Regions from separate parts of the Homo sapiens genome. Here region 1 is linked to region 2. A link is a loop called in an ENCODE intact Hi-C map of the cell type or tissue named here. Cell type or tissue: heart left ventricle. All regions are shown on one strand. Each heading gives the region's core, and the rest is flanking DNA. Links, peaks and the distances in the headings are about the cores only. Region 1 overlaps ADAM33 (ADAM metallopeptidase domain 33). Region 2 has its middle 49 kb from the start of RNF24.

What was found. Hi-C counts contacts between places; a loop is a spot of excess contacts. Peaks named below come from ENCODE experiments on the same cell type or tissue, not always from the same donor. Only the 100,000 strongest peaks of a DNase experiment are listed, where the experiment ranks them.
Region 1: it touches region 2 in a loop (2.7-fold over the local background); 5 of 110 quality-filtered maps call a loop at or near these places.

What each region holds. Positions count from the first base shown.
Region 1 is chr20:3,675,152-3,678,055 of GRCh38, reverse strand. It overlaps ADAM33 (ADAM metallopeptidase domain 33), which reads left to right. Exons shown (of 22, transcript NM_025220.5): 3 at 913-989. Among named protein-coding and RNA genes, the nearest start is that of ADAM33, 5.4 kb to the left of the region's middle. RefSeq lists an enhancer at 317-919. In heart left ventricle, for the core only: a CTCF peak has its summit at 1,253 (motif pointing left); a DNase peak (open chromatin) is centred at 1,205; H3K27ac peaks cover 397 bases; H3K27me3 peaks cover 464 bases.
Region 2 is chr20:4,063,482-4,066,385 of GRCh38, reverse strand. No RefSeq gene overlaps it. Among named protein-coding and RNA genes, the nearest start is that of RNF24, 49 kb to the right of the region's middle. RefSeq lists an enhancer at 2,253-2,904. In heart left ventricle, for the core only: a CTCF peak has its summit at 1,458; DNase peaks (open chromatin) are centred at 1,615 and 2,035; H3K4me3 peaks cover 548 bases; H3K27ac peaks cover 2,500 bases.

The sequences.
Region 1 (2,904 bases), core at 166-2,665, 390 kb after region 2:
CATCTGCTCCCCACTTGCGAAGGAAGAACTCCCTCCAAAGACTCTGAGACCCTTGGACAGGGCCCCAGGCCAGTGCATTTTTGGAGAAAAGGAGTCGGGGGTTAAACATTCCGAAGGCGCAGCAGCCTCCCAGGAAGCTCCTGGGCCGGCTCCAACTCTGGGCCCCCAGCCAGGCTGAGTGGACAAGGGGGAAGTGGGGTGTTCCCACAGGGTGGGAGACGCCAAGAGGGTGGGGGAAGGAGAGAGGGCTGGCCGTCCAAGCCAGCCTCCTGACACCTAGCTGAGAGCCAGTGTGCTCTCTTGGCTGGAATGGCGTCCATGTTTACTTCGTGGGTCCAGTGAAGCAGGTGTCGGAGCCGGAGGGACGGGGGCTGCTGGAGGCCCAGGAAAACTTTGGAAGAGGGAGCAGTTTGCCAAAATTGGAAGTGGAGGAGTCAAATTTGAATTCTATAGGGAATGAGCAGCAGCTCATTTGGAAACAAGCCTCAGGTAGCAGAGGCTCTGAGGAGGCCCTGACCATGGCTACCCGATGCCCCCATAATGTCCTCAGCACCCCTCTGTCTTCCCCTGCTTTTGATGCCCCTTCTGGGCATGAAAGAAGAGGGCGGGCCAGGGGAGGGGCACCTTTCTGGGACCTCTGGTCTCTAGGGAGGATGCTGGTGTGCCTGGCAGGCTGTGCCAACGCCCTTCCAAGTGGCTGTTGTCAGGACTGCAAACATCCTGAGTTTGGGAACATCTTTGTATGTTCTCACCTCCTCCACGCCCTCCATAGTATGTGGGGGGTCCTGCTGACTCCCCAGCCCACGTTCTCCCCAAGAACTTCCTCCCCAGCCGGCTCCACAGGCCACCTACTCCCTGGCAGGCAGGAGGCCTGGAGGCCACCATCTCAGCTCCACACATTTTCTTGCCCAGGTCTCGAAGCCAGACATGGGGCTGGTGGCCCTGGAGGCTGAAGGCCAGGAGCTCCTGCTTGAGCTGGAGAAGAACCAGTGAGTGCCAGGCTGGGGTAGGGCTGGGAGGAGGGGATCAGTGTTGGGGGGCAGGGACTGACACAGATCTGTGCGGGTGGCTGGATGGGCAGAGGACCCCAGAGAGGGTGCAGATGACAGGGAGAGTCACGCAGGCCTGTGGTTGGCTCCCTGGAGGCTGAAGAGGACCGCTGAGGCTGTCAGCCCCGCTGTGGGGCACCTCCGCCCTCCCAACCCCAGGAGCGGCTTGTTAGCTCCCTGCTGGCGATGAGTGAGCACCACCTAGTGGACATTTGCAAGATATGCTGAGTCTAAAGAAATCCTAGAGGGAAAAGATGAGCCGGCACCCCAGGCTAAGGGAATGGCAGGGACCAAGATGCGGTGGCTTTGGGAGGCCGAGGCGGGCGGCTCACCTGAGGTCAGGAGTTTGAGACCAGCCTTGCCAACATGGTGAAACCCCGTCTCTACTAAAAATACAAAAAATTAGCCAGGCGTGGTGGCGGCGCCTGTAATCCCAGCTACTTAGGGGGCTGAGACGGGAGAATCGCTTGAACCCCGGAGGTAGAGGTTGTGGTGAGCCAAGATCACACCACTGCACCACTCCGGCCTGGGCAAAGAGTGAGACTCCGTCTCAAAAAAAGAGAAAAAAAAGAAAAAGAAAAAAAAAAAGAAAGAAAAGAAAAAAGAAAAAGATGCAGTGGCTACACTTGGGGGCAGCAGTTTGTCTGACCTGCCTGGAAGGTCTCCATCTACAGGGAGGGGAGCAGGGGGGAATGAATTTGGAGAGTCCCAGGAGGGCCAGATCACAGAAGGCCATTTTGGTGCTCAGTGTCCTGGACCATCCAGAGCCAAAGATTTTGAGCTGGGGAAGGGACAGGCAGACCTGTGCTCAGGAAGGTGCCTTGGGCTGGGTGGGGTGGGTGTCCGGGCTGGAGCGCAGGCTCTTAAAACCACCCAGATTATGTTATCAGTATATATCACCTACTGAGTGCTTGACCGCAGGCGCTGTTCTGAGCACTTGACACGTATTTTATTCTCCCTCGTGGAGTCGGATGGACAGGGAACAAACTCTAGTTCCACTGTGCCCAACCATATTTTCCCGACGTCCCTACCCTTTCAATGGGGTGGTCACATCACCTACCTCCTAGGGTGGCGGGTGTGTGTGGGGCAGGGGTAGGGGGCAGAGCTGGGGCAGGTGGTGGAATGCCTGGGAGGGGGGAAGCAGCCATCATTAGCGGGTGGTCTGGAGGTAATGAGGCCAAGGTGAGGTTGGGTTAAGGATTTTCTTTAAAGAAGACAGATTGACTTATGATTGATCCATCCGTGTGGGAAAGATCCTGTTGAGATGGAGCCTGAAGATGGAATCATTACCGGAGTGGGTGTGGAGAAGGCAGGGAGGGTGGAAGCAGCGTGGGCAGGTGGCGATTCTGTTTTCTCTGGAGGCAGGGGGTGAGCATCAATCACTGAAGGACAGGTGGGAGGTATGTGGGGTCTAGAAGTCTGAGGAAAATATTTCAAGGATCTAGGGCAGGTGGGGGCAAGAGGGTCGACCAGATGCCCAACAAAGGAGGGCAGCAGGCAGGGGAACTGGGGGAGGTCACCGCATTTCCCCAACTCCAAGTCCCATTCTTCGGCAGTGTCTCCTGACTCCTCCCCTCCCGATCCTGTGGATCCTGCTGCCTGCTGCAGGTCCCCTGGGAACCACAAACTCTTCCCCTATTCCCACTCCTCCCCGGCGTCCTCCCTGGTGCTTCCCATATTCACACCTCCCACAACTAAGCCATCACCAAGGCTCCTTCCTCTAGCCCCAAGAGTTTCTGATCTGAGCAAGTCACCATTGCTCCTGTCCCTTCCCTAAGACACACTGTGAGTGTCTCACTCATAAAGCTGCTCCATTAGCATTTAGGGAGGAAGGCTGGGAGACATCCTGGAGGAG
Region 2 (2,904 bases), core at 93-2,592:
GTTGCTTTCAAAGGCAGAGTTGAATAACTGCACCAGAGACCCACATGTGGCCCATGACACCTAAAATATCCACTCTCTTGTCCTTTTCAGAAAAAGTTTGCCAGCCCTTGTTTTAGGTACCCAAAATGTAGTCCTGGGACCAACAGCAACTTCTTCACCTGGGAGCTCGTTGGAACCACAGAATCTCAGACCCACAACGAGACCTGCTGATTCGGAGTCTGCATTTTTACAAGGTCCTCAGTTGATGTGTGTGCACATTGAGGTGTAAGAAGTGCTGCCTTAAGAAGTCACCCCCTTATCATAGCTCTCATCCCATTCATTGGTCATCATTAACAAATTAATTTTTTTGTCTTCCCTTCCAGAGGCAAGAGCAAGGATTATTAGTGTTGGTCTTCTTCGGAACCCCAGTGCTGATAAGTTGGCTGGCCCAGAGAAGACGAATGCAGTGACCCTCTGACAAATATATTGTTGAAGAGAGTCATGGAAGCTGAAGGAAGAGAGAGTTTCAAAAACAGCAGTTACCGTTTTTCACATATGAGACTGGCAAAGATAAAAAAGTTTGTTAACACACGGTGTTGGGAGAGCACAGGAAATAGGCTCTCTCTCACATGTTGTTAGCACAACCTCTCTGGGGAGGTAAGTTTGGCAATATTCATCAAAATTACAAATGCACAGACTCTTTGACCCTGCATTTCCACTTGTAGGCCTTTGCCAAGTGATTAATATATGTACTGCACAAGAGCAAAAGGTTGGACAAAACCAAGTATTCATCAACAAGGAATCTGCTTGGTAAGTTGTGGTGTATAATAAAACTGTGCAACTTTAAAAAAGAAATCCATCACTGAAAAATATCTGAAAAATTAAAAAAAAAAAAAAAAAGAAGGAGCCAGTGCAATCTCCAAGGTACGTTGCATAATAAAGAAAGATGTGTACTAGTACACATCAGATAATAACCAAAACAGGGCAGGGAGACAGAAGAGGAACTATATATTTGCCTGTATATTCATAAAATGTCTCTTAAAGGATGTACACAAAAAAACAACAACACTGGCTGGCCATGGGAAGGGATGGCTGGGTTGCTGGGGGCAGGGATATGAGGAGACTTTTCACTACCTACTCTTTGGTACTTTTTGAATTAAAAACAGACTGGGGAAAAAAAACAGGAAAAGCTACAGAAAATACAAAATGTGTACAAAAAAAATACAGAAACGTACACACACAAAAAAATAGAGGAAAGTAGAGGCATGTTTTAGACGTCCAGTCTAGAACCTTCCTACTCAAAATGTAGTCCACAGACCAGCAGCATCAGAATCACCTGAAAACTAGTTAGAAATGTAGAACCCCAGGCCCTACTCCAGATAAACTGAGTCAAAATCTGCATTTTTAACAAGAGCCCCAGGGAATTAGCGCAGGCGTTACTAACTGTGACACACCGATCCAGGCAACCAGAGAACTCACTTGTAGCAGCTCCACCTGGTTTCCATGGTCTGCTACTAATAAAACAGCTGCCTTTCCCCCCTAACTGGGGCTCTGTCCCGGTGAGACATCAGGGCCCAGGCTGTTCCCATTAAGGGGCAGGTTTCCAGCAGCTCCTCCCAGGCCCTGGCTGGCCCGAAGCCCAGTGCCCTGGCGGGTCCCCAGCCAAGGAGACAGCTCACTTCCTCCTTCTGGAGCCGCTGGGACTGCTCAGAACGGAAACATTGGAGAGGTCTCCACTCCCCCAGATGTAAACTCTTTCCAACACGAATAAAGATGTATGTGTCTGGCTCAGGTTTATTTATAAATGGTATTTATCTATCTGCCAGGACCTCTGGGTACCTGGTACCTGACCTAGTGGTGGAAGAGAAGTCAGCGGAGGGGTAGCAATGGGCAGGCCCCATTGGAGAAGGAGGGAGAAAGAAAGGCCAGGAGCTGGGCTGCTGCCTCTGCATCCTTGATCCTCTGGAAAAACTCCAGGCCACATCTGGAGGCCACATCTGGAAGCAGTGACTCTGCTGGACTTTTCAGAGCAGCAAGAAGGAGGAGCGAGGGAGGAGTGGGGAGCTGCACTGACGTCGGTCCAGACCACCCAGGACTTTGCAATTGGAGGACTAGGCAGGGAGACTAATTTTCCCACCACCCGACTCCCAACTCTCTGACCCCAAGGACTGGGCAAGCACAGAGCCAGTCATGACTGAATGCCCCCCACTGCTGCTGTCCTGAACTCCCCATGCCTCAAGCCGGAGGGACTCTGTACAAGCCAAGCCCTCTCTGTTTCTGGATCCTTCTATTCCCACGGCCTCCTAACAGTTGCAGCCTCTCCCACAAACAGAACCCCAGGTCCTCCTCTTCTCCCTTCACATTTCCTCCTAGGTCCCTCATCTGTGTGGCTAATGTCTCTTCAATTTAAAACAAAACCATAAAACCACTAAAAAGTGTACAGTCCAAAAGAGTTTACAAAATGCTTCGCCACAGTGAGCCCTATTTCACTCCCTCCCAGCCCTGCAAGGTTCGCATTCCTACCCCTACTCTGCATAGCAGAACACTTAGTGAGTGCAGGAAATGCTAATGGGCTTCACAAGACCTTTCAGCCTGTAGGTAGCAGAGGCCTCTGGACTCAGGTGCACACCTGGGCTGCCGTCTGCCAAGGCCTCAAGGCCTTCTCAGTGCAGGACTCCACATCAGACAGGCCTTGATCCCATCAGCCGCCTGCTGACATCTCCAGTTCTGCGAATGGTTATGTTCCTTGCCTGGCCCACAGGCCCCAAATTCAGATACCTATTTCCTCCCCATCCCCTCTATTGTTCGCCACCTCAGGCCTACCCCATCTCAGAGTCTGGGCAAACATCCTATCCCTATCTTCCCAAACACTACTGTCATTGTTTCCCAACCAGCCCCCCGTCCCTGGGGCTTTTCTCCTAGTAT